Linked DNA regions of Homo sapiens: all the other regions are linked to region 2. Evidence: read pairs that join two places in POLR2A ChIA-PET (ENCODE). Cell type or tissue: MCF 10A. All regions are shown on one strand. Links, peaks and the distances in the headings refer to the core of each region. The heading gives the core; the rest is flanking DNA.

Region 1 (10,829 bases), core at 3,602-8,601, 490 kb before region 2:
GTTGCATCATCAGATTGTTTATTTGAAATCTTTCTCTTTTTCGATGTAAGCACTTATTGCTATAAACTTCCCTTGTAGAACTCCTTTTGCTGTATCCCATGGGTTTTTGGCATGCTGTGTTTCTATCTTCATTTGTTTCAAGGATTTTTTTTTTTAATTTTCTCCTACATTTCTTCATTGATCCAGTGGTCTTTCAAGAGCACATTGTATAATTTCCATGTATTTGAACAGTTTCCAAAGTTCCTTTTGTTATTAATTTTCAGTTTTATTCCACTGTGGTCTGAGAAGATACTTGGTATGATTTCATTTTTAAAAAAATTTGTGGAGACATTTTGTGGTCTAACATATGATCTATCCTGGACAATGTTCCATGTGCTGACGAGAAGAATGTGTATCCTGCAGCTGTTGGATAAATGTTCTGTAGATGTCTGTTAGAAGAATTTGGTCTAAAGTGCAGTTTAAATTCAATGTTTCTTTGTTGATTTGCTGTCTACATGATCTGTATAATGCTAAGAGTGGGGTGTTGAAGTCCTTAACTATTTAACATTATTATACTGGAGTCTATCTTTTCCTCTAGATCTAATAATAATTACTTGTTATTATTACTATATACTTGTTATATATATATATGTTTTATATATATATATATTATTACTATATACTTGTTATAATTACTATATACCCAGATATATAATCTGGGTACTCAGGTGTTGGATGCTTATACATTTAGAATTGTTATATCTTCTTGCTGAATTGATTGATCCCTTTATCATTATATGACTTTCTGTGTCTCTTATTACTGTTTTGGACTTAAAGTCCATTTTATATGACTTAACTATAACTAATCCTTCTTGCTTTTCATTTCTGTTTTTGTGGAATATATTTTGCTATCTCTTTATTTTCAGTCCGTAAGTGTCTTTACTGATGAAACAAATTTCTTACAGGCAGCATACAGTTAGGCCATTTTTTAAAATTCATTCAGCCAGTCTATATCTTTTAAGTGGAAAATGCAACTCATTTATATTCAAGTTTATTATTGATATGTGAGGATTTATTCCTGTCATTGTGTTTATTGTTTTCTGGATGCTTTGTATATCTTTTGATCCTTTCTTTCTCTCTTATTGTTTATCATTGCAGTTTTGCAGCTTCTACAGTGGTAACATTTGAGTCTTTTCTCTTCCTCATATGTGTATTTGCTCTGCCAGTGAGTTTTATACTTTCATGTGTTTTCATGAAGGTCGATATTATCCTTTGTATTCCAGGTTTGGGACTCCCTTAAGCATTTCTTGTAGGACCAGTCTATTGGTGATGAGCTCCTTCAGTTTTTGCTTTATTGGGAAAGACTTTATTTCTCCCTCATTTGTGAAGGATTATTTTTTTAGGTATACTATTCTTGGATGGCGATTTTTTTCTTTTAGCACTTTGAATATATCATCCCATTCTGTCCCGGGCTGAAAGGTTTCTACTGAGAAATCCTCTTTTAGTCCAATGGGGATTCCCTTATATGTGGCCAGACTCCTTTGCTGTTTCTACAATTCTCTGTCTTTGACTTTTCACAGTTTGATATAACATGCTGTGGAGACTTTTTGGATTGTATCCATTTGAGGATCCCTGAGTTTCCTGGATCTGGATATCTAAACCTCTTGCTAGACTTGGGAAGTTTTTAGCTATTGTTTTGTTAAGAAAGTTTTCTATGCCTTTGGCCATCTCTTCACCTTCTAGAACACCCAAAATTCACATATTGGGTCTCTATGTGGTGTCCATATGTCACATCTGCTTTATTCATTCTTTTTTCTTTTCTTCTTCTTCCTCTTTTTTTTTCTTTTTGGCCTGACTGGGTTATCTTTAAAGACCTGTCTTCAAGTTCTGAGACTCTTCTACTTGCTCTAGTCTATTATTGATGCTCTTGAACAAATATTTTCTCTCATTTAATTCTTTAGTTCCAAAATTTCTGTTTTTTTGTTTTATTTTGTTTATGATATTGGTGAATTTCTTGTTTATATCCTGAATGGTTTTCCTGATCTCTTTGCATTGTTCATCTGTGTTCTCTTTTATCTCACTAAGCTTTTTAAATGTCATTATTTTGAATACTTTTCCTGGCATTTTATAAATTTCTTTTCATTGAAATATGTTGCTAAAGAATTATTGTGTTCCTTCAGAGGTTTCATATTTCCATGTTTGTTCCTGTTTCTTACATTTTTAAATTGATAGCTGTGCATCTGTTACAATGGTCACTTCTTCGAACTTTTAAAATTGGCTTTTATAGGGAAAGACCTTCTCCTGAAGATGAATCTATGGTGTTTGTTGGATAGGACATTTTAGCTTTTATTCTGGGTGTGTGCAGAAGTATAGTCTTATATGATTTCTTTGGCTATAACCAGCAATAGTGGTGTCTGATTTCTTCAGTGGCTTGAGCTGCAGTTATTAGTGGAGGCTATTGTGAGGTTTTGCTGGTAACAAGGACACCAAGTGGACCAGTCTTTGGGCCCCACTGGTGGCAGTGGTTAGCTGGATGGGTCTTTCCTCAGGCCCCCAGGAGAAGTGCACAGAAACTAGATGTGATGGACAGGGCAGGGTAATTCCAGGGCCCTCAGGGATGTGCTTGGGTACTGGGATGTTGGGGGTACATGTGCATTGCCAGGCCAGGTAGGTCTGGCCTAAGGGCTCCTGGTGGTGTGCTTGGGTGCTGGCTATGGCAGGCAGGGTGGGCTGATCCCCAGGCCCTCCTCAGCAGAGTGCTTGGCTGCCTACAGCAGTGAGAGTAGTGGTTGCAGGGAGCCTGTCCTTGGGGCATGTGCAAGTGCACTACGGCCCTGTTGCTGGAGGAAGCATGGCTGCTGACAGTGGCTGCAGCTGCAGGTAAGCAGGTCTCAGGCCTCCTGAGAACTGTAGCTCTGCTGCTGAGGAAGCAGGGTTAATGTCAGTGGCATGCACTTCAGCCTCCACGGGCAGCAGAAGTGGCTGTAATGGATGGTGGCTGAGTCTGTTCTCAGGGTGTGTGTACAGCAGCCCTAATGCTAGAGGAGGCTGGAGTTGCTGTCTGTGGTAGCCACCCTATGTAGGCAGTTCTCAGGCTTTAGGAAGCACAGGCTTTGGCTCTCTTTGTCCCATGGGCAGCCTCCATAGTGTCCTCCACTGTCCATTCCCTCAGGTGCAAGACACTGTGTGTGCTAGAATGCTGGGGACGCTGCTGCTCCACTGAGTCCAGCTGGCATTGTGCTGATGCAGTCCTCTTCGTGAATGCAGTGGGAATGTTAGTGTGTCCCTAGAAATGTGTAAATGTAGGGGCTGTTGGGTCCCAGGGCGGGATGCAGTCTGGTAAGGACTGAGCTCTCAAAATGGTGCCAAGCTACAGCTACTTAGGAATGGGGAAAGGGGGCTGGATGAGGAACCCAGTGTGAGGCTCCTTTCTGGAATGGTCTTCAGGCAGCTCCCTATGCTATCGTAGGCCCCACAAGGATTGAAGGGTTCTCCCATGGCTAGGGTTGCAGAAGTTCATGGTGGGAATGTGCACAGCTGGGGATCTTTTACCCTTTCTTTAGACTGGGGAGCCTCTCCAGGCTCCCAGCCAATCCCAGTGAACTGACTGCCTTGCTTCTCTCTCCTTCCATGCCTGTGGTGTTTTCTGTCACTTCTCTGCTAAATTCCAGTGTTCTCTCTCAGATGCTCTATTCAAAGTGTGACTGTCTACTTGTTATTTTGATTTTTCATGGAGGAGGCAAGTGTCAGATGCTGCCAGTTGGCTATCTTGAAGGTCCTCCTCAAACTCTATGTTGATGATGTCACATTTCTTTATACTTTGTATCCATTAACATATTTTATATAGTTATTTTGAATACTTTGTTTTAACTCCTATACCTGCATTTAAAATGATTTATGCACCATCATTGCAGTATCATAGTATTCTGTATTTATCTATATATTCAATTTTATCAGCAAACTTTATACTTTCATATGCTTTTGTGCTGCCATTCAATCTTTCATTTTAATTTGAAGGACCTCCTTTATCATTTCTTGTAAGGCTGGTCTAGTTGTGATGGCCTCCCTTGGCTTTGTTTATCTGGAAAAGTTTTATCTTTCCTTCATTTTTGAAGAACCATTAAGCCAGATATAGTATTTTTAGTTGGCAAATTTTTACTTTCAGCACTTTGAATGTACATCCCAATCCCCTGATATCTTATGGAGTTTTCTTTTATGCATTCTCTTGAGGCCTTCAGAACTCCCTCTTTGTCTCTGACTTTTGATCATTTGATTATTATATTACTCTGTATGGACTTCTTTTAATTTATCCTATTTGGAGACCACTGGGCTTCTTAAATCTGGATGTGCCTTTTCCTTCTCAATTTTTAAAAAGTTCTGGCCACTATTTTTTTAAATAAGCCTTGTGCTCATTTTTCCTTCTCTTCTGAGACTCACATAATGCATAGCCTTGTTTACTTGATGGTGTTCCATAAGTCCCTTAGACTTTCTTTACTCTTTTGTATTCTTTTTTTCTTCTTGCTCCTCTGACTGGGTAATTTCAAATGATCTGTCTTTGAGTTAGCTTATTCTTCGGCTTGATGACGTCTACTGTTGAACTTCTCTAATGAATTTTTTAGTTCACTTACATTCTTTAGCTCCAAAATTTCTGTTTGTTTCTCATATTTTTTATTTATTTGTTGAGATCCAAATTTTGTTCAAACACTGTTTTCTTGAGCTCACTGAATATTATTATGATGGTTATTTTGAATTCTTTGTTTGGTGTTTTGTATACCTACACTTATTTAGGGCCAATTTCTGTAGATTTATTCTGTTTCTTTGATTAGGCTATATTTTCCAGTTTCTTTATGTTTCTGTAGCTTGGAGTTGATATCTGCAAATCCAAAGGAACAGGCACCTTTCCCATTATTCACAGACTGGCTTCATGCAGGGAAAGACCTTCGCCAATTAGCACAGGTAGAAAATCTGGAGGTCTCTCAAATTTTCTATGGATGTATTTTCTCTTGGCGAGTGTGTGTAAATTTCTAATTAGAAGAATTTGCTTGTTTCTATCTTCATATGCTCATAATCTCTTACTTCCTCTGGTGTCTACCTGCTGTACTCTGGGTCTTCTGTAGCAGCAGCATGTGCTCCAGCTTTTTTTTTTTTCAGTAGTCACCAGGAATCTAGAGTATGTTAGGTCCCATCAGCACCCTGAATTGGATGAGACAGAAATCAGTACTTCAGGCAGCTCTGCAAAATGCCGTGCTCCAACAATTTCTTTCCCCAGGGAGAAATTACCATTTGAGAGTTTTCACCCACTCATTCTCTGCTGAGCCAGGAGGAGGGGCTATTGTAAATGAGTATATACTAGTCCAAACTGTTGCCTTTATTTTCAGTGTCCCTACCAGCCTCGTGCTTCTTCCTGCCAGTGCTTACATTCAGGCAAACAGAAACCAGTCCCTCAGGCAGCCACTCAGAAAGCTGGACCTTTAGACACACGCTTCAATTCCTTACCTCCTAAGGAAGAAGCCAGGAGTTTTGGGTTTTTTTACCCATTTGTTTTGTGCTGTACTGAAGGGAAGAACAAGGCCAAGAAAAGTGCCCTGAATGTTCCTACTGACTTTTATGCAGCTGGTCTCATGCCCATCTCAGATGCAGGAACTTCTTGTTATTTGTTTCTGGGCTTCTCAGAAAGGAAGTTGCCCCATGTATTATTATTAAATCAGTGTGTGCATGGGTAAAAGGAGGGTCTGGATCTTCCAATCCACCATTATGCTAGCATCACTCATAAATTTCTTGAATATTGGTAGTTAGCAATACCAGACAGAAAGAGAGCTCTGGTAAGTTTCACACCAGTAATTACATGCTCTGGCCTGGAGCTCATTGGCTAGACCTAGTCACATGACTTTACCTAATTCAAAGGGAGCAGGAAAGCAAGTCCTGCTATGTACCTTAAAAGTTAAGAACAAAATATCTGTCAGTGAGCACTAATGACAACCACAAAAGGAAATGCGGTATTGCTGTGAAAAATACTTCTGGTCATGATAATACAAACACTGAACAATAACAAAAACTATAATATGACTCTCTTGGGAGGATGAAGGTGGGGTTGGGAACAGGGCATGAAATGACTAAGTCTTTATTCTTTCACCATAGGAAGTCACAAATGCTAAACAATCAAAACTAGCAGTATGAGTCTATTACTTAGAAATAGGAAAAGAAAAAAGAAAAACAAACAGACAAAAGACTTTTAAGTGGTTGCTTCAGCTCTTAGAGTGAAGTGGGGCAAGGATTTACATGAACATTAACACATGTCATCCATCCAGGAAGAAAAGGGAAGAATGCAGTGAGATGCCTTATTAGCTTCCCTGCCACTCAACTCCAGATGCTCAGACTGGGAGCAAATCCTGTATCTGTTTCCACTTTCACAACCAGCAAACATGCACCAGTCATAAGCAAAAAACCTGAAGAACTGAATAATTTTCATTTGAAGGATAATTTGCAAATTTTGATACTTCCAGTAACCAAGTCTGATCCTGTGCTAACCCCTGGAAGCACAATAGCCTTACTATGTGACCAGAATCCAAATATTTTAATACAACACTCTTTCATTTTTAAAATGTAAATCAGTGGACATGTTTATGGGCTCAACCATTGAAAGCACTCCAAAAACTTCTCTAAAAGAGTCTGTGATGCTTTCAAATTATTGGGATTGCTTTGTACCTCTCCAAAATTACTAAGAAGCATGAAGTTATTTTCAACCTGGGAGGATATATACATTTTTAAAGCAGTCATTTTCCAAACATGTGCTATTGAAAAATATAGTGACAAGGGCAGGTCTTGGGGTCAAAAACCACTGTCTTCTGAATGAGGCCCCTAGCCCTTAGTGACTGAAATCATTAAACTCTTTTTATTTGTCTCACGTAGATGTAAATAATGATGACTGCCTTGCTTCTTCTCATCAGATGCACTCAATTGCCTTTATCTTTCTTCTGAAGACTGTCACGAAGGTGTTGGTGGGAGAATACTCAAGACAGGGAAATAAAAAAACTTGTAATTTCACCTCAAGAGAATATTCTGTATTTCAAAGCTAACCTCCTGCTGCCTAATCCTATTTTGCACGTTAGAAACTGAAAATTATGTTGGCCTCCCTGTGTGACTTTGAGACACTTCTAATCTCTGCTCCATTCTCCCACCCTCAGGCAGATGGAGGTCCTGGGCCAACTAGAGGTGATGTCATGTTCTCAAAGAGACAAAAAAGAAATGAGATGAATAATTTCCAAAGTATTCCCCAATTTTGATGCAACCACTTGGATAGTTTTCATGGGCTAAGGACTATGCTGAGCACTCACATCCCCACGGTAACCCAGCAGGAGAAACCAAATGTGACTCCCTTTTTGCAGACAGGAATATGGTGCCCAGATTGCAGGGTTAGTGGTGGAGGCAGGTGCCTGAGCTCTCTGCTGGGTTGTTACACTACCTTCTACTAGGCCACTTGCCATGGCCACAGGGGTGATAAGACTCTCCCTTAGGGACACCACTATAGGTTTGGAGGGATTGGGAGCCAAGGCAAAGCCTAAGTAGGGAGAAGAGGGAAAAGCTTCAACAAGCATTGCAAGGGACTTTCTCTTGCTTTTGACTACAACTCCCTACCTCACCTTCTCCATGGCCAAGTTATTTTGCCCAACCAGACTCAGCTCAGACTCCACCTCCCTTGCACAGTTTAATCCCATGCTCTCTGTCTCCGCTCTAATCCCATGGGTCCTACAGCAGCTCCCTGGGATTTCCTCTATTATCATGCCTTTCACACTGTGTTAATATCTTGAGTTTGTCTTTCTCTCTCACTAGACTGTGGGTTTTTTGAAGGCAGCAGTTAAGTCATTTATTGCAAATAATTCAATAAATGATTGTTGAATGAATAAATAAATGCATAAAGGAATGACTGCGTTCAGAAGAGGAAACTGGAGCTTTGTGACCTGCCCAATTTCACATAACTAGTTATGCCTGTACATATGTAAAAGTTATGTCTCCTAATTTCTGATTCAGGGCTTTTTCTACTATACTTCGCTAAACTCTGGATGTTTTTCCTCTTTAAGAGTCCCCTATAAAGATCAGCTAACACCCTGGGAGAAATTAATGTAACCATTTGAAAGGAAATAGACCATAGATTAAGAACATAGGAGGACATATTAATATTTCTAAATTTTCTGCAATAAACCAGTACTAATAAAAAAAAGAACATAGGAGGAAAAAAATGACAAAATTAGGAGAAAAAGGGAACATTAAAAAGTGAATAAGTAAGAGAGATGGTCAATAAAACCTTTGCTTATTTCGGATTATCATGTAGGGGTGATCTCAGGAATGTAGTTTGTCAATGCATAAGGAAAAACAGGGACTTATACTCAAGACATTCACATGTTTTATTTCTGCACATCTCGATACTAAAGTCTAAGAAATATACAGAATGAATAAAATATAATTAATTAATGTCAAAAACTGTGAAGGGTCTGAGATTTCACCAAACACGCAACTAGCATGAGTGCTAAAAGAAGACACAAGATTATTTGTTAGAGATGAAAGACAGTTTATTACTTACAGCAGGTGCCAGGGTTTCAATATTTTTTGCATTGGTTACTTGAGCTACAATTCCCACAAAGCAACACGAAAATAGCCATATTATACCTGCATATGCAGTCAATTATATTTCCAGCAGAACACTGATCTGAGAGAAATGGAATCACTTATTATGGGCAGGAAGCACACCTGCCCTTTTCTTTAGAGGAAGACATTATCTTTATTATATTGGGAAGCTAGCATGTCTGTCCTCTGTTCTGAAGGGGGACTTCATCTGTATCTTCCAAGGCTGTTCATTACTCAAAATGCTTGAATAGACAGATAGTCAGAAACAAAAGTAGTCAGTATCTCTATTCATAACATGTGCACAAACATAAGAAACCAATGGATAGTTACCCCCCAATAATGAGCTGATTTCTTTGCTGATTCACCTATTAAATAATACTTAGTCATTATGTGTCATGCACTGAGCTGAATGTGGGGGATACAATAGTGAGCGAACCTCGATATGATTCCTGGCTTCAGAGAGTTTACACTTCAGTGGAGAAGATTAAATATTAATCAAATAATCTCATAAATGCACACAAAGTGGCAACAGTGATGAGGAATCTCAAAAGAGGTCAATGGCACTCAGGAGGGGCTCCGTAGGAAGTGTTGCAAAAGTACATCACAGGAGTATTTGAGGTAGGGAGTCAAGAAAGGCTTTCCTGAAAAAGTGGATCTTGAGACCTGAAAGGCAAATCAGAATTAATGAGGCGAAGAAGAGAGGCCAGAGGTTCCAAGGCAGATGGAATAGAGCAAGAAAAGGGCCTGCAGTAGGAAGGAGAATGTCATTCCTGAGTGAGGGCATCATACAGTTTGCTCAGTGTGGTCATATTTTATGCCTGTTGTCCAAGACTAACTATTAACAGCATCTCTTTCCCTCTCCATAGTGTCCTTGAGAAATTGAGATAGAGATCAGAGAGGGAGAATATGTATCAGATAAGGCTAGAAAGGTAAGTAGGACTAGAGATTTTTTTTTTTTTTTGAGACAGAGTCTCACTCTGTCACCCAGGCTGGAGTGCAATGGCATGATCTCGGCTCACTGCAAGCTCTGCCTCCCGAGTTCGAGAGATTCTCCTACCTCAGCCTCCTAAGTAGCTGGGACTACAGGCACCCGCCACCATGCCTGGCTAATTTTTTTTTTTTTTTGTATTTTTAGTAGAGACGGGGTTTTACTGTGTTGGCTAGGATGGTCTCGATTTCCTGACCTCGTGATCCGCCTGCCTCAGCCTCCCAAAATGCTGGGATTACAGGCGTGAGCCACCGCGCCCAGCCAGACCAGAGCATTTTGAGCCTTATAGCCCCCAGTAACAATCTTGTTCGTTAATCCAAGAGCAAGCGGAAGCTATGTAAGGGTTTTAAATACTGCATGATCAGAGTTTCATTTTGAAGAGATCACTTTGGTCTAGAGTTGGAGAAGAGTTAGAGGAGGGCAGGAATAAGTAGGTGCACAAGGAAGTGTCGAAGTCTATTACTGTGCTTCAGGCAAAGATAACAGTCCAAGTCTAAGCTGGACAAAGATGCAGCGGTAGGGAAGGAAAGAAGTGTTTAGATTGCAGAGATGTTTAGAGGATACAATCAACAGGATATGAAAAGAAAAGTAAGAGGGTGCCAAAAATGACTCCAAGATTTCTGCCTGGTGGAAACATTAAAGAGTGGCAGGGCATGGTGGCTCACGCCTGTAATCCCAGGAGTTCAAAACCAGCCTGGCCAACATGGCGAAACCCTGAATCTACCAAAAATACAAAAGTTAGCTTGGCCGCAGTGGTGCACACCTGTAATCTCAGCTACTTTGGAGGCTAAGGCAAGAGAATCGCTTGAGCCTGGGAGGAGGAGGTTGCAGTGAGCCTAGATCGCACCACTGCATTCTGGTCTGGGTGACAGAGTGAGACCCTATCTCAAAAAAAAAAAATTAAAAAATTAAAAACCATTAAAGAGTGTATATCAAGATGTCAGTTGGATAAGCAGAGAGGGGCTCAGATAGGAAACCTGGGCTGGAATTATAAATCTAGGAATCAACAGAATCTAGACCATAACTGAAGCAATGGGTGTGAATGAGCTGACCCCGGGTGGTCCAGGAGAGAGCCTAAGACAGAGAAGGAAGGAAGGCCAAGATTCAGTGGTCAGAGTAGGATGAATTGCAGTCAGAGGGGACTAAGAAGTAGCAGTCAATGGTATGAAGAAAACCTGCAGACTGTGGTTTCCAGAAAATCAACAGAAGAAAGAGTTCAGGAAGAAGGAAGTTGTCAACA
Region 2 (10,829 bases), core at 3,215-8,214:
TTTTTCTGAAAAATAAAATGAGCATTGATTTAGATAACACACAATATTAATTTTGTATCCTGCAGATGGCAGGTGAACATGTGATAAAAACAATAAATCCCGTGTCTGTAGCTTTCACAATAGGATTTAAAACCAGGGTGAATTTTGTCCTGTTTATTATGCATAGTCATGTCTTTCATGGTTGCTCTTTGAAACAGTGCTCAATAACCACTGATTGAATTACATTTAAAACTTTGATCTTCCTAGAATGGTTTCCTATGAGAGGTGTAAGAAGGATTTTTTTCCACTTGAAAAAATTACCTATTTCTATTTATTGAGTAATCAATTTTTCTCTACCAATGTACTATGCCAGTTCTGTTATGTCTACTCTTCATTTTTGTGTGAGTCTGTTTTTCAGCTCTCTATTCTATTCCATTGTTCATTTTTTTCTATTCCTGGGCAAATACCACATTGTCAATTTCCATAGCTTTGTAATAAGTCTTGATCTCTGGTAGGACAAGTCTCCCTACATGCTGTCATTCTTCAGGAGTGTGGGACCTGTCTTCATTTTTTATGCTTCTGTGTACATTTCTAGAATCACCTTGTCAGTAATCTCACAGATACACATGTGTGTGCACATACACATATACACACACATACTCAGTGGGATTTCCTGTCTTCATATGTGCACAAGATATACATTTTCATTTTCTAAAGTCCCTTTAATGTCTTATTAAAAAGTTTTATAATATTTCTCAAAAAAAGAATTTGCAGATGTTCTGAGGGAAAGTGCTAACCGGTGTCTAGTTCCCAAGAAATTATAATCTATTACACATCAACCCCAGACACAGTAAAACGTCTATAAGTAAGTCACAAACCGTAATGTTAGGATGTAAAATGCTTAAAGCATAGCTTCCTGTTATCAGAAAGTTAATGCTGTTGTTGACGAATACTTGCTCCACATTTACTTGTAATACGGCATCTCGTGGTGCCAGCAGTATCCAAGATGCACAGTCCCTTTGATGACACTCAGCCAGCTTTTCAAAGTGTTCGTCTGTATTTCTGACATTCTATCAGTTGTATTTGGAACGTATTGAGAGATACATGTTCTGTAAAGTTTGGATATGAAAAAAGTCAAACTGTGTTCTACCAGGAACATGTTTACCAGGGAGATGATCTATGCCTAAATTTTGTGTTTTCTGGAGTGTTTGTGGCTGATGTATTGAAATGTAACTTTCTTTAGTATGTTGATTTTATATACCAAAATATATAAAATATTAAACAATTTATACACTAACAACCAATAATCTTGCTAAACACTCATGTTGAAGTCATCTATGGAAAAAGACAGTTTTGTTTTACCTGTCCAAATCCTTTGCCTTCCATTTCTTTTGCTTACTGCAGTGAATGGAACTCCCATTCTGGCTTGGGAAAGCTGTACAAGCATTGCTCTCAAATGCTTGTGTCACATTTGCCAAGATACCAGCTTGCCGGGCACCTTCCCAATTAGAGGAAGTTAAACACTTGTTATCCTCATCTACTGTGTTTCGGCCCTTACTGTTACCATGTTTAATTTGAGCCAATCCTTATCGTGTTGTTATACCTTCCCTCAAACTACCTTCTTGTATTTTTAGTTTCCCACAGTAGAGAATCCTTAAGAAAGTGGCCTTCTCACTCCGCCTTAAACTCCCCTTATCTTATCAAATAGGCTTTATTTTGCTCTCTCTTTAAGATGAAGCCTTTCATTAGATTCTGATCGAAGCTTGTCCATGTCTGGTAAGTGTTTATTATGGTGTTCATTTTTTTTGCCTTGCCCATTCCCATTGCAGTTCGTGGCTCTTTTCTTCCAGTTGTGCCTCCACCTTTTGTGACCTTTTTCAATATTGCCGTGTCTCTCTTCAGTCTTAGGAAGTGCTCCCAGCCTCTGTGCCAGCCCAGGTTCCACCTCAGGGAGTATGCCCCTACATTCCTTGATGCCTGCTACAGTTTTTGCTCAGCCAGTTTGAAGATTTGAGGTATTTTTCTAGCTGGCAATATTTATCCTCAGTTTTTTGATGCATAAAATATCTGTTTGCAATTTCATCTTCAGGTTTATCACTGAGGTCATGTACAAAGGCAGTTTCACACTCTGGTGAGGCAGCATGTTTTGAGAGTAGTGATTTCTCTCTTCCTTGAATTTCTTTTGGGTTGTGGTTTCCTGGACATCTCTTTTGGAGTTTTGTGCTCATTTCTTCAGAATTGATCAGCTTCTTTCTAGCAGCATCAGGATCTCTTCCCAGTTCTGTGACATGACTCAAAGGGCAGGCAGGCATTCCTTCATGTGGCTTCAGTCTCTGCACTGCCTGTCCATTTTTGAAGCTCTAACACCTTAGCAAGGTCTTCCTCAGGACTTAGAGAACAATAGAATATTGTGCTTGGTATGTTTTCTTGTTAATGGCTATCAAGCATCCCATTTGTTATTTTTTTTTCTTATTGTTCTGTTGTTTAAGAATCACTAGCTTTTCATCCAGAACTTCATGGTGTTCAGATAATGATTTTGTGCTTTAAGAATTTCACCTGCAGTAGATATATCTGGTGGACACTGTGCTTGTCTCTTTACTACCATTATCCTGACAGATCCCCTGTGCCCACAGACAAAGGGTCCCAAATATTCTAATCGTAGCCAGGTAGTGTTCTTTCCACTTACAGTTCAGCAATTACTTCTTCCCTTTGAAGGAGCTGTGCCCTGCATACATGGAGTTCTTTAGTAGGTACTGCCTGTAAGGAGTAGTTTTCAGGACCAATCTCGTGTAATTTTCTCTGGGTTAAAGCCAACATTTTAGTCTCTCTTAGTGTGCCTGGAAGATGATCCCTTTCTTCTAGCATGGAGGCCACTAACTGCAAAATGTGAATGTAGATCTGGCTATAAAGAGGAGCCTGATCCATGCCACCAGCTTCCTGGGGGGACTTTGGCTTCACAGATGGTTGGCATCATTTGGAACATCATCTTGCACATTTGAGGAAGTGGGGCAAAGAAGGCTCCATGACAGCACCCAATTGGCAGCTCTATGACTGGACCAGCCTGTCCCAACATGGCCAGGGTCAGACACTGGCAGAGTGGAGGAGGACTGGGCCCAGCCTATATGTCATCTGGATCAACTTGTCATATGTTGGGCTCATAGGCTCAAGCATCATCTCTACATTGCCGGTTTGCCTCTTCCCTCCTGTCATTTTTAAATCTCTTATCCCGTTGTCATAAATTTCTTCAAGCACCTTAAACATACTTATTTTATTATTTTCTTTCTGATAATTGCAGCATCTGAAGACTTTGTAGGTCTGACTTGGATATCTTCTGATGTTGCTGATTGTATTTCCTTGTGATTTTAGTATTGTGGACTGTAGGCTTCTTGCTTTGCTTGTTTGTTTGCTTTTTAAGAACTTGATTTACGGGAGTAATTTGAGGACTGAGTTAAAAGTGCCTTCTTCCAAGAAAGATTTGTGTTTGTCTCTAACACAAGCCTGAGATCGCTACCAGCCCTTAACAACATCAAATTGATGGTTTTAGAGCAATACAGCTAGTATGAATTTGGGACACAAACCCACATGAGGACCTACTTGTGATTATTAAAGGACATTTTTCCCCCTTCATCCAGTATCAAGGTCAAGGCAAGCCAGTTCCTCATTGTCCTTTATTGTAAGGTGGATTTTTTTTCTAGGTCGTGGTTATATTGAAGGTATAGCCATTTAGGGATTCCAACTTTTTGCCGGATTTTGTCATTGTGATATATTAAGAAGTATATATTTGGTCATCCTTTCCAGTTCCCATTCCTAGCACAGAGCTCCTTGGAACTTCCTGAGTGATAGGAGTGTCTTTTGTTATTCATAATGGGCCCCTTTCCACCAAACCTGAGTTGATGTTAATGAAGTCACTCTTAGATGCCTCAGGATGGAGGCTGGTTGCCAGAGAAGCCAGTCCCATTATTAGAGGGTTGAAACTTTCAGCCCTGCTTCCCTGACCTTGGGGAGGGGAGAGAGACAGGAAATTGAGTTCAGTCACCAGTGACGAGTGATTTATTTAATCGGTCATGCCTCTGTAATGAAACTTCAGTGAAACCTCTTGAAAAATTAGGTTTGGGGCATTTCTGGGTTGGTGAACACATTTTCATGCTGGGAGGGTGGCCACCGCGACTCCACGGAAACAGAGTTTCCTGAACTCTGGGCCCTTCTGGACCTTGCCCTATGTCTGTCTCCATCTGGCTATTCATTTATATCCTTTGTAATAAAGTGTAGTATAAGTTCCTGAGTTCTTAACTGTTGTTCCAGAAAATTATGAACCTGAGTTGGGGTGATGGGAACCCTAGAATTTGTAATCAGCCAGGCAGAAGTGTGAGTACCCTAGGGACTCCGTATGTAGTTGGTGTTTGAAGTAGGGAACAGTCTTACGGGACTGAGTCCTCAACTTATGGAGTCTGTGCTGTCACCTGATAGTGTCAGAATTGAATACAATTGTGTGACACCTAGTTGATGTCAGAGAATTGGAGAATTGATTGTTGTTTGAAAGACCAGTCCCTCGACTCCCTCCTTTGGGTAGGCCTAGGCTTTCTCTCCCCAACTCTGCCCTGTATGGGCATCAAAATGGAAGTTCAGTGTCAGCAAGATCGGTGTCTTAGTCCATTCAGGTTCAGGCTGCTCTATCACAACACTTAGGCTGGGTAATTTGTAAACAACAGAAATTTATTGCTCACAGTTCTGGAGGCTGGGAAGTCAAGATTAAGGCACCAGCAGATTTTGTGTCTGTGAGGACTTGCTCTGCTTCATAGATGACTCTTTCTTGCTGTGTCCTCACATGGCAGAAAGGACACACAAAACTCCTTCAGGCCTTTTTTATAAAGGCACTACTCCCATTCATGAGGGCTCATCTTTTGTGACCTAATTATCTCCTGAAGACCCCACCTCTTAATACTATTGCATTGGCGGTTAGGTTTCAACGTATGAATTTTGGGGGAACCTAACTACTCTGGCCATAGCAGTTGCACATCTGGAGGCCTCATCTTTGGATTTCTTCCCCACATTCCCATTTCACTTTTTTGACCTCAGAAGAGTTTTCCCTGATGTTCTTGCAAGCTCATGGTGTGTTTAAGATGTTTTTATTTGTTTTGGTTTTACTTTATCTAGCATTTTTAGTAATTTTGTAGCAGGATGGTTGTATCTGGCCTGCCATATTTTTCCATCACTTATTGATTATTTATTTTTGGCTTGCATTGTTTAGGACTATCTGTATTTCTGGTTTTAAGTCCATTTAAAATACTTCTGCAAGATGGCATGTATGGAAATAAAAGGCAATGAAAATAACTTACCGGGGAATTTTGACATGTTCCCCAATACCTTCATAAAATGGGGTGAAAACTTGGATGGTCAGGAAATAGAAAGGAGTATTTAATCTGAGCCTGGCCTGCAAAGATGAGTAGAATTTCCTTAGGTCAACACAAGTGAATGAGACCATACGGGATGAAGACCAGAAAATACTTTGAACTGAATTTTAATGAAAACTCAACATATCAAATTATGTAAAATGTAGCTAAAGTAGTGCTAAGCTGGAAAATATTGGAACCCACTGTGTGTATTGTGCTAGAAGGTTTACTTGTTTCGTATTCCCAATTTACAACTAAAGCCAGAGAGATGAAGTAAATTGTCCAGGATTGCTCAACCAGGAGCTGGAATTCAAAGCCAGGTCTGCCTCATTCCAAGCATATGCAGATTATTGTGATGTTTTTACCACCATTTCATCATCTTGAAACCTTTTTTTTTTTTGACAACGTCTTGCTCTGTGTCATCCATGCTGGAGTGCAGTGGCGCAATCACGGCCTACTGCAGCCTTGACCTCCTGGGCTCAAGCAGTCCTCCCGCCTCAACCTCCTGGCTAATTTTTTTTATCTTTTTGTAGAGTGTGCTGGTCTCTCTATGTTGCCCAGGCTGGTCTTGAACTCCTGGCTCAAGCAGTCCCTCTGCCTCGGCCTCCCAAATTGCTGGGATTACAGGTGTGAGCTACTGTGCCTGGCCAACATTCCTATTTTGTTACTTTTTAAGGGGTTAGTGATAGAAACTCATACTGTTTTCCTTCCTAGGAGGAAAAAAGTAAACCAGATGTGAATCTGAAAGATCTCCAGAGTGAAGAAGAGATTGATCATCCACTGATGATTCTAAAAGCAATCTTATTAGAGGTATAGTATGTGTGTGTATGTATTTGTATGTATGGTATGTATTGTGTGTATGTGTGCATGTGTGTATATATGTAAGAATGTATGCGGTTTAATTGCTAGGTGTGATATTATTACCATTCATAGTCTTTCCTTAAGGACATTCTCTGTATCTATATTTTAATGATGTTTGTGGGGATTTTCTGGTTATGAATGAAATACATATTCATGGTAGAAAATTCAAGAAAAAAACAGAAAATATATACAAAAGATAAAAAGTATAAGTAGGCCAGATACTGACAGTTATTGTTAACACTTTGATATATATTCTTTGCATTCTGTTTTCTTTATGTTTATATATGTATATTGGAATTGGGTTATGACTTTTTTGGCTATTATTGTCATTTTAAACCAAATTGAGCTTTACTAAATGCTGTTTTGCAATTTATTGCATTTCCATATTATCCTTTTAATGTCTATGTGACCTGAAAGTGTGTCCCCTTTTTCATTCCTAGCACTCACTGATAATATCTCAAGTAGATGACTTTTAAAGTTTGTTTAATATGCTGTTTTAAAGATGTGAGGTCTTCTTTCATTTATTCATTCATCCTTAATAAATGATTTGTTATAATTCCTGCTAGGGACCTGGGTCGAGTACTTTAATTATATTGATCTATGACTATTGTATGAATTTACTAGGGCTGCCATGACAAAATGCCACAGACTGCATGGCTTAGATGATAGAAATGTATTTTCTGACAGTTTTGAAGGCTGGAAGTCCAAGATTAAGGTGTTGGCAGTTTTGGTTTCTTCTGAGGCCTCTCTCCTTGGCTTGCAGATGGCCGTCTTCTTCCTGTGTCCTCACATGGTGTTTCTTCTGTGTGTGTGCTTCCCTGGTGTCACTTTGTCCAAACTTCGTCTTCTTATGATAATGCCAATCAGATTTACTTAGGGCCTACTCTAAAATGGAAAACAGCCTCGTTTTACCTTAATCACCTCTTTAAAGGTCTAATCTCCAAATGTGGTCACATTCTGAAATATTGTAGGTTAGGAATTCAACATATGAATTTTGGGGAGATACAATTCAGTCTGTCACCGCTACATCTCACCCCCTTTTAGAACTTGTTTATACTTCAAAACATTTAGATAAGACATTAATCATCTTTGTTTTTGTACTTACGTATCTCTTCCAAAATTCTTGTTTAATATCAGTAATTTACACATTTAAATGGAAAATTCCTTTTTAATGTTGGGAATTTACGAAACCTTGAGCTACTTTTGATATTGCTCTTCAAATGGAAGATGGCACATGGAAAATGGCAAAAATCCAAGTTTTCTCAACTGAGGCTTAACCAGTTTTTAAAAAACTTTTTATAATAAAATAATTATGATGGAATCAACTTACGTGTTTGCTGTTCTAGGCATATTTAATTAGGTATAATCCTGTTGGTCTCTTTGAATTTGTTAAGTATGCAATTATTTCTCATCAGATTTTCTTGAGTGACTGTGTTTCTCTCATAAGGAGGAGAATAATCTAATTCCTGTTGATCAGCTGGGCCAGAAACTTTTGAAAAAGATAGGAATATCTTGGAACAAGAAGTACAGAAAACAGCATGGACCACTGCGGAAGGTAATACATGGCATCGTTTTGGGAAGTCCTAGTCCCAAGAAATTTCATTATGATCGCAACAACATGAATTCCTTTGCAGAAGGATATTTAAAATAGGTGAAAATAAAATCACCGTATTTGTATAATGGCTAGAATCCTACTAAGTTACTTATTAAGTATTACTTACTGAGTTATTTATCATAGAAACAAGAAGTAAGCAAAAATAGTGGGGAGTGACTCCTAAAAAATGTCAGAGTTCATCCCCTAAAGCTTATCATTTTACTTAGAGAAATGTCTTCAGGTATTCACCCAGATTTCACTTGATTTTTTACACAAAATTCTAGTAAGGGAATTTGCCTTTTTATCTATGGTATCAAATTTATTGGCATAAACTTGTTCAAAATATCTCATTATCCTTTTAGTGTCTGTAGAACCTGAAGCTATGTTCCATTTTCATTTCTGATATTAATAATTTTTATTTTCTCACCTTTTTTCATCAGTGTTGCTTGGGGGTTATCAAGTTTTTTTTTGGTTTGTTTTTTGTTTTTTTTTTTTTTTTGAGTTGAGGTCCACTCTGTCGCCCAGGCTGGAGTGCAGCGGCACGACCTCAGCTCACTGCAACCTCCACCTCCCAGGCTCCAGTGATTCTCCTGCCTCAGCCTCCTGAGTAGCTGGGACTACAGGCATGTGACACTGCACCTAGCTAATTTTTGTAGAGACAGGGTTTTGCCATGTCACCCAGGCTGGTCTCAAACTCCTGGACTCAAGTGATCTGCCTGGCCATCAAGTTAATTTTTTCCTTTTCAAGAAACCAGCTTTTGCCTTAGATATAATTTGATGCAATGCTATTGATTTTCTCTATTGCTTTTCTATTTTCTATTTCACTGATATCTGTTCTTATTTTAAAGTATTTTCTTCTACTTCTTGGGACTTAATTTGATCATCTTTTTCTAGCTACTTGGGTTGGTAACTCAGTTTTTTTTTTAAACCTTCTAATACTTTTAAAGCTATAAATTTTCTTCCAAGCACTAGTTATATTCAACAAATTATATTGTTGATTATAGTTATATTGTTGAATATAGTCAGTTATATTCAACAAGCTTTCATTTTCATTCAGTTTGAAATATTTTCTAATTTCTCTTATTTTTTCTTTGGCTCTTGAGTTCTTTGGAGGTGTGTTGGTCAATTTCCAAATATTTAGGGGGTTTCTAGTTATCTTTTTGTTATGTCAGTAAATTGATTTCTAATTAATTTCATTGTACTTTGAGAACATACTCTATATGAGTTCAGTTCTTTTGAATTTCTTAGGACTTGTTTTACGGTTCAGAGTGTTGTCTATCCTGCTCAATGTTCTGTGTTCACTAAAGAGGTTGTTTTCTGCAGTTATTGGATGTAGCATTTCACAAGTGACAACTAGGTCAAATTGATTGTGTTCTTTGTTTCTTCTCTATTCTTCTTATTTTTTTTTTTGCCTTTTCTATTAATTACTGAGGAATTTTTAAATCTCCCAACTATAATTGTGGATTTGTCTCATTTTTTTAAAAAAAAGTTTTGACAGTTTTTGCTTCATGTATCTTCTGGAAGCTATATTATTAGGTACATACACATTTAGGATTGTTATTGCCTCCTGGCGTGAAATGCTTGCCTTTTTTTTGAGACAGAGTTTTGCTCTGTCACTCAGACTGAAGCGTAGGAGCACAGTCACAGCCCACTGCAGCCTTGACCTCCTGGGCCCACGTGATCCTCCTAGCTCAACCTCCTGAGTAGTTGCGACCACAGGCACACCTGGCCACACCTGGCTATGTGTTCTTTTTTTTATTTTTCATTTTGTAGAGATGGTGTCTCCGTATGTTGCCCAGGCTGGTCTTGAACTTCTGGGCTCAAGAGATCCTCCCACCTTGGCCTCCCAAAGTGCTGGGATTATAGGCATGAGCCACCACACCAGAAATGCTTGTCTTTATCTCTGCTAATATCCCTTGCCTTGAAATCTACCTTGTCTGGTATTAATGTAGCCATATAAGCTTTCTTATACATGTGTGTCTCAGTATGAAGTTGGATCTTGTTTATTTTGGAAAATTATGGTTTTTAAGGAATTTGTTCATTTATCTGAGGTGTCAAATTTGTTGGCATAAAGTTGTTTAAAATCTCACCTTATTATCCGTTTAGTGACTGTAGAATATGAACTTATGATTCCTTTTTCATTTCTGATATTGATAATTTGTCTTTTTTTAGCTTTCTTTTTCATTGCTGGGGTTTATCAAGTTTATTAAACTTTTCAAGAAAACGACTTTGCCTGTGTTGATTTTCTCTGCTCTTCTGTTTTCTGTCAAATGACAGAGAGTTTGACAGTCTCTTCCTTTTTATTAGAATGTTTAGTTATTTACATTAATATAATTGATATGGCTGTGTTTGAATCTCTCATCTTGCTATTTGTTTTCTATTTCTCCTCTATTCTTTATTTTCTTTTTCCTTTCCTGCCTTCTTTTGGATTAATAAATTTTTAGTGTCCCATTTTTAGCTCTTTTGTTGGCTTTTTAATCTATTTAATTTCATCTAGCGATTACACTATATATAAATTAACATGATAAATTACAAATTAATAGTATACCACTTTATGTATACTGTAAGATGCTTACAATAGTATAATTTCATTTTCCCATTCCCATTTTTCCTACTATTGCCTTCTTATATTTTACCATTACATGTAATGTAAATTACACTATATGTTACTACTTCTGCTTAAACACTTTAGTGACTTTTAAAGAAATTAAGGAAAGAATAGTGTTTCGTATTTATCTTTTCTGGAGTTTACTGCTCGTTATTTATCCAGGTTTGCATTTAATATCATTTCCCTTCAACCTAGAGAGTTTCCTTTAGCATTTCTTGAAGTTCAGAATTGCAGGTGAAAAATGCTTTCAGATTTTGTCTGAAAATATTTATTTTACCTCCATTTTTTAGTGATATTTTTGATAGATACAGAATTATAAGTTAATCATTTTTGTGTTTTTCTCAGTGTTTTAAAGAGGCCCATTGTGTTCTGGCTTCCAGTATGTTGGATGAGAAGC
Region 3 (10,829 bases), core at 3,146-8,145, 230 kb after region 2:
CTGTAGTCCCAACTACTCAGGAGGCTGAGGCAGGAGGATCCCTTGAGCCCGGGAAGTCAAGGCTGCAGTGAGCCATGATCATGCCACTGCACTCCAGCCTGGGTAATAGAGCCAGACCTTTTCTCAAAACATACAAAAAAGAAAAAAGAAAAAAAGTTAGCAGGGCATGGGCCAGGTGCGGTGGTGCATGCCTGTGGTCCCAGCTATGTGAGAGGCTGAGGTAGGGGGAATTCCTAAACCTGGGAGGTTGAGGCTGCAGTGAGCTGTGACTGTGCCACTGCACTCCAGCCTGGGTGATAGAGACACTGTCCCACACCCCCGACAAAAAAAATTTTTTTCCAGACATATATAACTTAATTATACGAATGCTTTTACTAAGTAAAGAAAAAGATCCTATTGTACATACTGTTCAGCTAACTGCTTTCCTCACTCAATTATACATTGCAAACATCTATTCATACTCACATACATACATCTATACACACACGTATATATATACACACACACACATATAGAGAAAACGTGCTAATCATTTTAATAGCTATGTATTACTCCATTGAATGGATGTACCATAAATTATTTAATCACTTCCTATTGTTAGGGCATCTAGGTTGTTTCCAATTTTTCCCATTGTAATTAATATTGTGATGAACATCCTTATACATATGTCTTTATATCTCTCCATGACTTTTTAAAAATAAATTATAGAATTGGATTTGGCTTTTGATAACATGCTGCCAAATAACCTTCCAGAAAGTGTTTTGCCAAGGCACATTTGCATATCCAGTGTCTGAAACTGCCAGTTTTTCTACACTCTTTAAAAGACGTTTTGTGTTGAAATGATTATAGATTCACAGGAAGTTGCAAAGATAGTACAGAGACGTCCCTAGTATCCTTCATCCAGTTTCTCCCAATGGTTCCATCTGCCATAATTACAGTACAATATCAAAACTAGGAAGCTGACGTGGGACATTCTGAGAAACATTTTGGTTCTTTCCGGTTTGGAGCTACCACAAATAAAGCTGCTGTGAACAATCATGTATAGGTTTTTGTGAGGACACAAGTTTTCATTTCTCTGAGATAAGTGCCCGGGATGCAACTGTTGGGTCATATGGTAAGTATGTGTTTCATGTTTTAAGAAGCTGCTGCTGGGTGCAGTGGCTCACGCCTGTAATCTCAGCACTTTGGGAGGCTAAGGCAGGCAGATCACTTGAGCTCAGGAGTTCAAGACCAGCCTGGGTAACATGGCAAAACTCCATCTCTGCAAAAAATACAAAAATTAGCCAGGCGTGGTGGCACATGCCTGTAGTCTCAGCTACTTGGGAGGCTGAGGTCGGAGGATCGCTTGGGCCCAGGAGGTGGAGGTTGCAGTGAGCCAAGATCTCGCCACTACATTGAAAGTAATGGCAAAAAACTGCAATTACTTTTGCACCAACCTAAAATATTTTAGCCATTTTGGTAGGTGTATAATATGCTCTCACTGTAGCTTTAATCTGTATTTCCCTAGTGGCTAATGATACCAAAGATGTTTTCATGTGCTTGCTTGTCTTCATGTATCTTCTTTGATGAAATGTATCTTCCTGTCTTTCCCCCATTTTCTCATAGGATCTTGCTTTTTGTACTGCTGAGTTCTGAGCGTTCTTCATACATTCCAGACATGAGTCCTTTGTCTCTTCACACTCTTTAAAATTCTTTCCAGCCGGACACAGTGGCTCATGCCTGTAATCCCAGCACTTTGGGAGGCCGAGGCGGGCGGATCACCTGAGGTCAGGAGTTTGAGACCAGCCTGGCCAACATGGTGAAACCCCATCTCTACTAAAAATACAAAATTAGCTGGGCGTGGTGATGCATTCCTGTAATCCCAGCTATTTGGGAGGCTGAGGCAGAAGAATCACTTGAACCCAGGAGGCAGAGGTTGCAGTGAGCCAAGATCATGCCACTGCACTCCAGCCCGGCCAACAAGAATGAAACTCCATCTCAAAAAAATAAAAATAAAAATAAAAATAAAAATAAATAAAATTGTTTCCAATCAGCCAGTGGCGCCTCACTGATGTTTTAATTTGCATGTCTTTATTTAGATTATTAGCAAGGCCAGTTTTTAAAAACACAAAGTGAGCGGTTATCTGTGACTTAAAGGAAAACCAGCATTACAGTTTTCTCCAAGCAACTTACCCACAGGCTGGACTTGGCTGACATGGTCTATGTAGTCTCTGTTCCCCAGGTAGATGGTCACCTGCAAGAAGAACAGGTGTGGGTCTAAGGGCCAAAGAATGCTAAGCTAAGGCATCCATGATAAAAACCAGCAGCAGCCCGGGCGCGGTGGCTCACACCTGTAATCTTAGCACTTTGGGAGGCCAAGGCGGGCGGATCACGAGGTCAGGAGTTTGAGCCTGGCCAATATGGTGAAACCCTGTCTCTACTAAAAAAAAATATAAAAATTAGCTGGGCGTGGTGGCACGCGCCTGTAGTCCCAGCTACTCAAGAGGCTGAGGCAGGAGAATCAGTTAAACCTGGGAGGCGGAGGTTGCAGTGAGCCAAGAGCACGCCACTGCACTCCAGCCTGGGCAACAGAGTGAGACTCCGTCTCAAAAAAAAAAAAAAGAAAGAAAGAAAATTATGTAAATGAGACTTTTGCCATCCATTTGCATGTTAAATCTTTTATTTCCAGCTGTGGAATGAAAGGTAGCCCCTCTTTGTCACAAGAACTTCTGGACAGGCTGGGTGTGGTGGCTCACCCCTGTAATCCCAGCACTTTGGGAGGCTGAGGCGGGCGGATCACCTGAGGTCGGGAGTTTGAGACCAGCCTGGCCAACATGACGAAACCCTGTCTCTACTAAAAACACAAAAATTAGCTGGGCATGATGGTATACGCCTGTAATTCCAGCTACTCGAGAGATTGAGGCAGGAGAGTTGCTTGAGCCTAGGAGGTGGAGGTTGCAGTGAGCAGAGATCGTTCCACTGCACTCCAGCCTGGGTGACAGAGCAAGACTCTGTCTCAAAAAAAAAAAAAAAAAAAAAAAAAAAAAGAACTTCTGGACAACGCAAAGAGGTGTGAGTTCTGGAGAAGCCCCTGAAATCCCACCAGGTGAACTACTGCACAGGTAGACCTAAAGCCACGCACTGAGGGAGCTGGGTGGGAAGGGGATGGCCATCATCTGGGCCCACAGGCCCTGGCCCTGTCCTGCCCCTGGCAACGAAGGTCTCTACCCACTTATGGGAGAGCAGGGTTGGGTTTCCCAGCCCTCAGCACTTTAATCCATAGGACTGTGGCTTGGTGGTAGTAATCTGGAGTCTCTGCACATCTTTAAGCATCTACTGCAGAGTCTAGGACACACAGGGATTCAGTGTTTGCCAAGTGCACCAATGAATGAGAGTACACTCTTTCATTGAGTGTGGCCCCCTTGGCTGGCCCCCTTCTTCGAATGAATATTTTGAATTCCAGGAACGGCCTAAATCATTTTTGTTGGCATTAAGTCCTCTCCTATACGCTCCCCTTTCACCCATATCAGATGTCCCGAAGCGTAGCCCTGTGCCCTCTAGGTTACTCGCATGAATGATGCTGAAGTGACTTCCAGCAAATACCACTAGAACCCTGGTTTACAGAGAAGATTCCGTAGGAAACCTTATACTCCCAGCGCTAAGCATGTTTGGGAGGCCTCACTAGCCTGGGTGGTGTGGAAGCCTGGCACCTGTGAGCAGCGGGCTGACCGGGACACACACTGCTACCTGCTGGTTGCTGCAGCGAGTCCCAGCTTCCTAAACACTGTGGGTGTCTTGGCCTTGCCCTCAAGATCCACCCTGCGGGGCTGACCAGGGCGTGTTGCCCTAGTAGATTCCCTGGTCTTCTGGCTTCTGGGCAAGGTGGGCCAGATGTTTGTCCCCACCTTGCCTGCATGGTGGCTGGGCCTGCGGCTGGCACAGCCCTCTAGTGGGGATCACAGTTCCTGGGAGGTAGCCCTGAGGGCCTCGGGGTTCTGAGAATTGTGCGATCCCTCATCCCTTAACCCCAGGGAGGTGCCAGCACCCAGCTGCTCGTCACTGCCGTGTGGCGCATGGAGCTCTTTCTTGTAATTTTTTTTTTTTTTTGAGACAAGGTCTCATTCTGTCGCCCAGGCTGGAGTGCAGTGGCACTATCTCAGCTCACTGCAACCCCTGCTTCCCAGGATCAAGTGATCCTCTCACCTCAGCCTCCCAGGTAGCTGGGACTACAGATGCACGCCACCATGCCCAGCTAATTTTTTATATTTTTTTGTAGAGACAGGGTCTCGCCATGTTGCCCAGGCTGGTCTCAAACTCCTGGGCTCAAGCAATCCACCCACCTCGGCCTTCCAGAGTGCTGGGATTACAGGCATGAGCCACCACTGTACCTGGCTATTTCTTGTGATTTCTTTCACACCTGCCTACACCCTAGCAAACAGCCCCTTTTAAAAACTCTCCTCTGGCCAGGTACAGTGGCTCATGCCTGTAATCCCAACACTGAGAGACCAAGGTGGGAAGGATCACCTGAAGTCAGGAGTTCAAGCCAGGGCAACAAAGTGATACCCCCTCCTCTGTCCCCTGCCATCTCTCAAAAAAAAAAAAAAAAAAAAAAAGATTAGCCCGGGCAAGGTGGTGCCTGCTTGTAGTCTCAACTACTTGGGAAGCTGAGGAAGGAGGATCACTTGAGCCTAGGAGGTTGAGGCTGCAGTGAGCTACGATCGTACCATTGTACTCCAACCCTGCTCTCCCACAAAGGGGGTAAAGAGATCTTCACTGGTCTCCAGAGTAAGACCCTGTCTCAAAAAAAAAAAAATTCTCCCCAAATCAACCAATTTGGAGGCTGCCTTGCAGGAATGGTAACTATGACCTCGCTATTCTGCTGCTCAGTGTCTACTGGCTGCTCACTCCTTCTCTGTGGAATAAACCCCAGCGCCTTGTGCGTGGCCACCCTGAGAGCATCCTCTCTAACAGCTCCACTCTTCCCTGGGCTCTGGCCACAGCGGCTCTGCCACAGCTCCCCCAAACACCACAGATTTGTGCCTCTGTTCCTATTGTTTCCACGGTAAGGAAGGCCCTTCTGCTGCACTTTCACCTGGGGGAAATCCTACCCACGCTTCAGGGGACACCTCACGGTCCCCATCTCTCCCTTTGCCCAGCACCCCCTGGCTTTTGGTGCCCCGGGAGCATGTGGCCTGCGACCACACCTCAGTGTGCAGCACACTGTGTTCTGGGTGCTCTTGCAGGAGCCTGTCTCCTTTGCTAGACTTCGCCTGTCAATTAGGCAAATACTGCTTTCATCTATCCCACACACGGTTACAGAGGCCCCAGCAGCTGCTGGCTACTGAAAATAAAAACCGAAGAAGACATCCCCTTGGTCCCCAAGGTCCCTGCTCTTTGGTTGGGAGCCCAGCAAGTGAACTGGCAATTGTGCCCCTGGAATAAATGCCAGGGCAAAGGCTGGTGGGGAGGAAGCCTGAGGGGAGGGCACTGAGGAGGGAAGGAGAGAGGGAAGGCTCTTGCTTTCAGAGGAGGCTCTACCTGGTGGACAAATGGCATAGCCAGAGGACAGGGGACGGTTGAGGGCATGCTCTCTGAGCAAAATGTATACGAAGCCCGGGGCCCCGAGAATGCTTCTGGAACTGCCAATGGCTTCACCATGCCACTGAATGGGGATGCAGGCTGCTGCTGCTGAAATGGTCTCATAGGACGTGGCCCTAAAGAACCTCAGAAGACGTTGAAGCGTTTTAAGCAGGATGAAAGACTTGAATTAAACAGTATTTAGGAAAGCTAAATAGAGAAATAGCTTTTGGAAGAATTAAATAGCATTTCGAGTGCTTATCATGTATCAGGGGCCAAGCTAAGCACTTTGACCACATGGTTTCACTTAATCCTCACAGCAACTCAATGAGACAGGAATGCAGCCCATTTTATAGAAGGGAGCACTGAGATTTAGCTCATGCCAGCAGCAAACTGGAGAATGGATCGGCAAGGGGAGAACCAGTTAGGCAGCCTGACTGTGGAGCTGATGAGGGGGACTGCAGAGTGGACGGGAGAGACAAGGGCAGGTGAAGAGAGGGCATGTTTCTTCTCTTTCAAAAGGTTTGGCTGCAAGGGAAGAAGAACTAGAAAGGATATAGGGTCGAGGGTAGTTGGTGGTTGTTCTTAAGGTGCATGAGGTCGGTACTTATTTGTTTATTTATTTGAGACAGAGTTTCGCTCTTGTTGCCCAGGCTGGAGTGCAATGGCGCGATCTCGGCTCACTGCAAACTCCACCTCCCAGGTTCAAGCGATTCTCCTGCCTCAGCCTCCCGAGTAGCTGGGATTACAGGCATGCACCACCACGCCCGGCTAATTTTTGTATTTTTAGTAGAGACAGGGTTTCTCCATGTTGGCCAGGCTGGTCTCGAACTCCTGACCTCAGGTGATCCACCTGCCTTGGCCTCCCAAAGTGCTGGGATTACAGGCATAAACCACCGCGCCTGGCTGGTACTTATTTTTATGCTCAGACAAAGTACTAGCAGAGAGGAGAGGCTGCACACACAGCCAGACCAATGACTGAGGCCCCTGAGAAGGTGGCCAACCATGAAACCCAGGGTGTAAGAGGTGGTGAACCTCAGATGGGAGCAAACTACCCCTTCCACTGCAACAGGAAGGACAGGGGCAGGATGGGGGCAGGTAGAGAAGTGGGTGATGTGAGACTGTAGCCAGCCTTCGGGGGCCCATCCAACAGCCACACACCCCTTCTTCCTGGATAAAAGCCGCCAACTATTGTTCAGGGACCACCATCTTCCACCAGGCGGTATGCTCAGAGGAGGCCGGCTCCAGGGTACGATTCTTGATTGGCCTGATTCACTACGATCATCTAATTCTTCTGGCTTGGGATTGGTTTACAGTGGACATGTGACCCAGTTTTGGCCAATGAGATATGAGAGAAGAGTCTTGGGAAAGATTTCCTGACCCTTACAAGAGACCCCAGGAAACCACAGCCTCTTCCTTCTGGATGTTGTCAAGTGTGGGTGAGACGCCAGGAGCAGGGGCAGTCATTTAGCCACCTGCTGGAGGATGAAGGTCAAAGAAGAGGGCAGCGTCGGGAGAATCACAGAGAAATGGGCTCAGAGCCCTGGCACACCATGCCTGGGGCCACACAGACATCGCTGGCAAAATGATCTGAATACATGAGACAGGAATTGAATTCTCTTTTCCCACCTGTGAGGACTTATCTACAAAAACCATCTACATTTCTTGGTGGAAAATCTAGGAGCAAGGGGAAAACAACGTGGGAAACCAACACGAGTGGTTTCCTCTTCAGCCAGAAGTTGAGATAAAATGGACTGGAAAGATACAACTTGGGAAAGGGCTTGGAGAACGAAAGAATCAGAGTACTTGATTAAAATGACCGAGTTCCTTAACTAGGAGAGGAGAAGGCAGAAAGCACACAGGCAAAGCCGGATCTCCTGGGTGGCACGGTAAGGATGGGGAGGTTCTTTGGACCCCATACCGGGTTCAGAAGTCAGCCACAATGGGCCAGGTGCGGTGGCTCACACCTGTAATCTCAGCACTTGGGGAGGCCAAGATGGGCGGATCACCTGAGGTCAGGAGTTCGAGACCAGCTTGGCCAACATGGTGAAACCCTGTCTCTACTAAAAATACAAAAATTAGCTGGGCGCGGTGGCACATGCCTGTAGTCCCAGCTACTAGGGAGGCCGAGGCAGAATTGCTTGAACCTGGGAGGCAGAGGTTGCAGTGAGCTGAGATCACGCCACTGCACTCCAGCCTCGGTGACAGAGTGAGACTCTGTCTCAAAAAAAAAAAAAAAAAAAAAGCCAGAATGATGGCGAGCTACCCTGTCCAGTAGGGTAGCCACTGCTTAAGGTGGCTCCCGGACACCTGAAATATGGCCATTCCAAATTGACATGTTCTGTAAACATAAAATACACATCAGATTTCAATAATTCTTATATTATTATTTACAAGTTGAACTGATAGTTTTTTGGATATAGTGGGCTGAAATAAAATATAACATCAAAATGAATTTCACCTGTTTCTTCTTACTTTTTAAATGTGGCTACTAGAAAATTTAAAATTACATATGTGGCTTGCACTAGATGTTGCTGAGCTAGATTTTTGGCCCACAAGAAGCTTTCGAGTGGAGCTATCCACAGAGGCTGGACGGTGGACCCTCTCCCATGCGAGGAAGTTCATGGGCACACCTGGAGCATCTAACGTGCCCCTGGAGAGTGGTGGAAAGGGGGCAGACTGGGGCATTTTCCCTTATCCAATGGCCCTGCGGGCCCAGCTGAGGCTTGAGACCCCCCGGGTGGGGTAGGTGCACGGAGAAGAAGGAGTCACATTGATCACTGTCTGGGTTTTACCCAGGCAGGTGACACAATAGATAGACAAAAGGCCAAGGGCATCACAGGTACTGACAAAACTGTGTTTAAATAGTAAGTCAAGGGTTCAAGGCTGGCTAGGAAAAGATGCAGAGGTGGGGGTGACAGTGTGGGGATTGAGGGATTCGGAGAAAACTGAGGGACACAGGACTAAAGTCTTGATGAGACTGAAGAGAAGCTCTATTTCTGCAGTTCATTCACTCATTTATAGCTCAGTGATCATCCATCTTAGACAGAGACAAAAATAGACACAAAGCTTCCCTGGCCCTCACAGTGTTTGTTTGTTTTTTATTTGAGACAGAGTCTCCCTCTGCTACCCAGGCTAGAGTGCAGTGGCACCATCTGGGCTCACTGCAACCTGTACCTCCTGGGTTCAAGTGATTCTTGTGCCTCAGCCTCCCAAGTCTGGGATTACAGGTGCCTGCCACCATACCCAGCTAATTTTTGTATTTTTAGTAGAGATGGGTTTTGCCATGTTGGCCAGGCTGGTCTCGAACTCCTGGCCTCAAGTTATCCCGCCTCCGCCTCCCAAAGTGCTGGGATTACAGGCATGAGCCACCGCGCCCTGGCCCTCAAAGAGTTTTGATGTTGATCATGACTACACTGTACTTGAAAAAGCTCCATTTTTTTTAAACAATAATTTCTATCAAATCACTCACTTGTGCACCACTCACCGATTTGTCCCGGGAGATCTTCTTGAAGATAACATGGTTCGGTTCGGACTTGCTGGTCTTCCCGCTGGCTGCCATGTTATCTGTCCCTGGCAACTTCTACCACCTTGGGGTGTTGGTCAGGTGTTAGAGGGTTGGAGAAAGGTAAGACAATCCTAAATATCAAGTCAAGAACATCCTAGTTATGAAACCTACTCACGAGATCCTGTGCGTCCTCACCATGCCCTTGTACCGGCTTCAACATCCGAGTTTCATCGGTGAGTCTTTGCTTAGTTTGTATTTTACTGCAGCATGCTTTGGGGTGTTTTCAATATTTTATTTTTCTTGGTAAGCTTCAAACATTTCTCAGTACACCTTGCCAGGGAGTCTAGCTAGATTCCAATGAGGTTTTACTTTCTGACTAACCTTTGGTGTTATCACACTTAGCCAGGTTGAATTTAAAGTTCTATCGTGACTGTGTCTAATGGCGAATAAATCAGAAAAGTTCCTGAAAACCACAACATAACCACTTCGCAAAGACTGTTTTCAAGAAGATATTAATGGCCGGGCACTGTGGCTCACACCTGTCATCTCAACATTCTGGGAGGCTGAAGCGAGAGGATCATTTGAAACCAGGAGTTGGAGACTGGCCTGGGCAACATAGCAAGATCCTATCACTTTTTTTAAAAAAAAAGAATATATTAAAATCCCAAAAGTTCTATTTGGCAATTCCTACTAAGAGATAGCCACTCTGTTTTACAATTAAGAGGCCATCTTAGCGGTCTAGAATTAAGCATACTCTGAGGTTTTTTTTTTTTTTAAGATATAGGAGCTCGTTCTGTTGCCCAGGCTGGAGGGCAGTGCCACAATCATAGCTCACCGCAGCCTCGAACTCCTGGGCTCGTGATCCTCCTGCCTCAGCCAGCTGAGTAGCCAGGACTACAGGTGTGTGACACCATGCCTAGCTAATTTATTTTTATTTTTGTTTTTTTGTAGAGACTGGGTCTGACTGTATTGCTCAAGTTGGTCTCGAATTCCTGGCTTCAAGTGATCCTCCAGCCTCAGCCTCCTGAGTCACTGGGACTATAGGCATGAGCCATTGCACCCGCTCACTCCAAGTCTCCTTAAATAGCAACCAAGTCTTATGGAAACCACACAGAAAAGGTGAAGGCGGGACATACTGTCTGCAGGAAAACGCCCATCCTTGCTCTTCCCCACACCTGCCCCAGGTTTCTGATAAGGTTTTGGCCTGTGGTGGTCACATACCTTGTGATTTGTCACCAACCAGGTGGGAAGGGCCGGGTGGCAAGGAGAGGGTCTCTATGCTCTGAGATGATGAATAGCCAGCCCCTGTTCTGAGCAAGCTGGTACCGTCTTGCCAGATGAGCCTGAAGGGGCACCGCTGAGGCTCCTGGCCTACGTATGTGGGGAATTTGTAGGGGATCTAGCGAGGATGCCCAGCATCCAGGTCTCAATGTCTAAAAGCCAAATCCCACTTAAGGAGCAGAGTTGGATTAGTGCTGAGACAGTGAACTGGTAGTTTCAGCAGTTCTAAGCATTAAGCAACACCCCCCGCCCCGGTCTCCATACGGAGGGTCTCACAGATGTATGAGTCACCCAGCTGACTTGGGGAAGGTTGGTGGGAGGGCCAACAGCTAAATGAAAGCTACTTTTTCTTCTAAACCTCTTTGGATTCTGGAAATAGACTGATTATCTCTTCATTCCCGGGCATTGCCAGGACAGGAAGAGATTTGATTAAACTCAGCAGGCAGCTAATGCGACCTTGCGGGTGGGGACTAAACAAAAAGGT

What was found. ChIA-PET counts read pairs that join two places held together with the same protein. Peaks named below come from ENCODE experiments on the same cell type or tissue, not always from the same donor. Only the 100,000 strongest peaks of a DNase experiment are listed, where the experiment ranks them.
Region 1: POLR2A ChIA-PET joins it to region 2 with 5 read pairs; 1 of 35 experiments calls an interaction of 5 or more read pairs at or near these places.
Region 3: POLR2A ChIA-PET joins it to region 2 with 5 read pairs; 3 of 35 experiments call an interaction of 5 or more read pairs at or near these places.

What each region holds. Positions count from the first base shown.
Region 1 is chr2:234,027,814-234,038,642 of GRCh38, reverse strand. No RefSeq gene overlaps it. Among named protein-coding and RNA genes, the nearest start is that of SPP2, 17 kb to the left of the region's middle. In MCF 10A, for the core only: no CTCF peak of the experiment used is centred there; a DNase peak (open chromatin) is centred at 6,132.
Region 2 is chr2:233,537,618-233,548,446 of GRCh38, reverse strand. It overlaps USP40 (ubiquitin specific peptidase 40), which reads left to right. Exons shown (of 32, transcript NM_001365479.2): 9 at 6,084-6,179; 10 at 7,678-7,785. It also overlaps the pseudogene PPFIA1P1. Among named protein-coding and RNA genes, the nearest start is that of USP40, 24 kb to the left of the region's middle. In MCF 10A, for the core only: no CTCF peak of the experiment used is centred there; a DNase peak (open chromatin) is centred at 5,736.
Region 3 is chr2:233,307,479-233,318,307 of GRCh38, reverse strand. SAG (S-antigen visual arrestin) reads right to left here and starts at 10,492. Exons shown (of 16, transcript NM_000541.5): 1 at 10,286-10,492; 2 at 9,044-9,146; 3 at 2,173-2,233. The coding sequence starts at 9,118. In MCF 10A, for the core only: no CTCF peak of the experiment used is centred there; no DNase peak of the experiment used is centred there.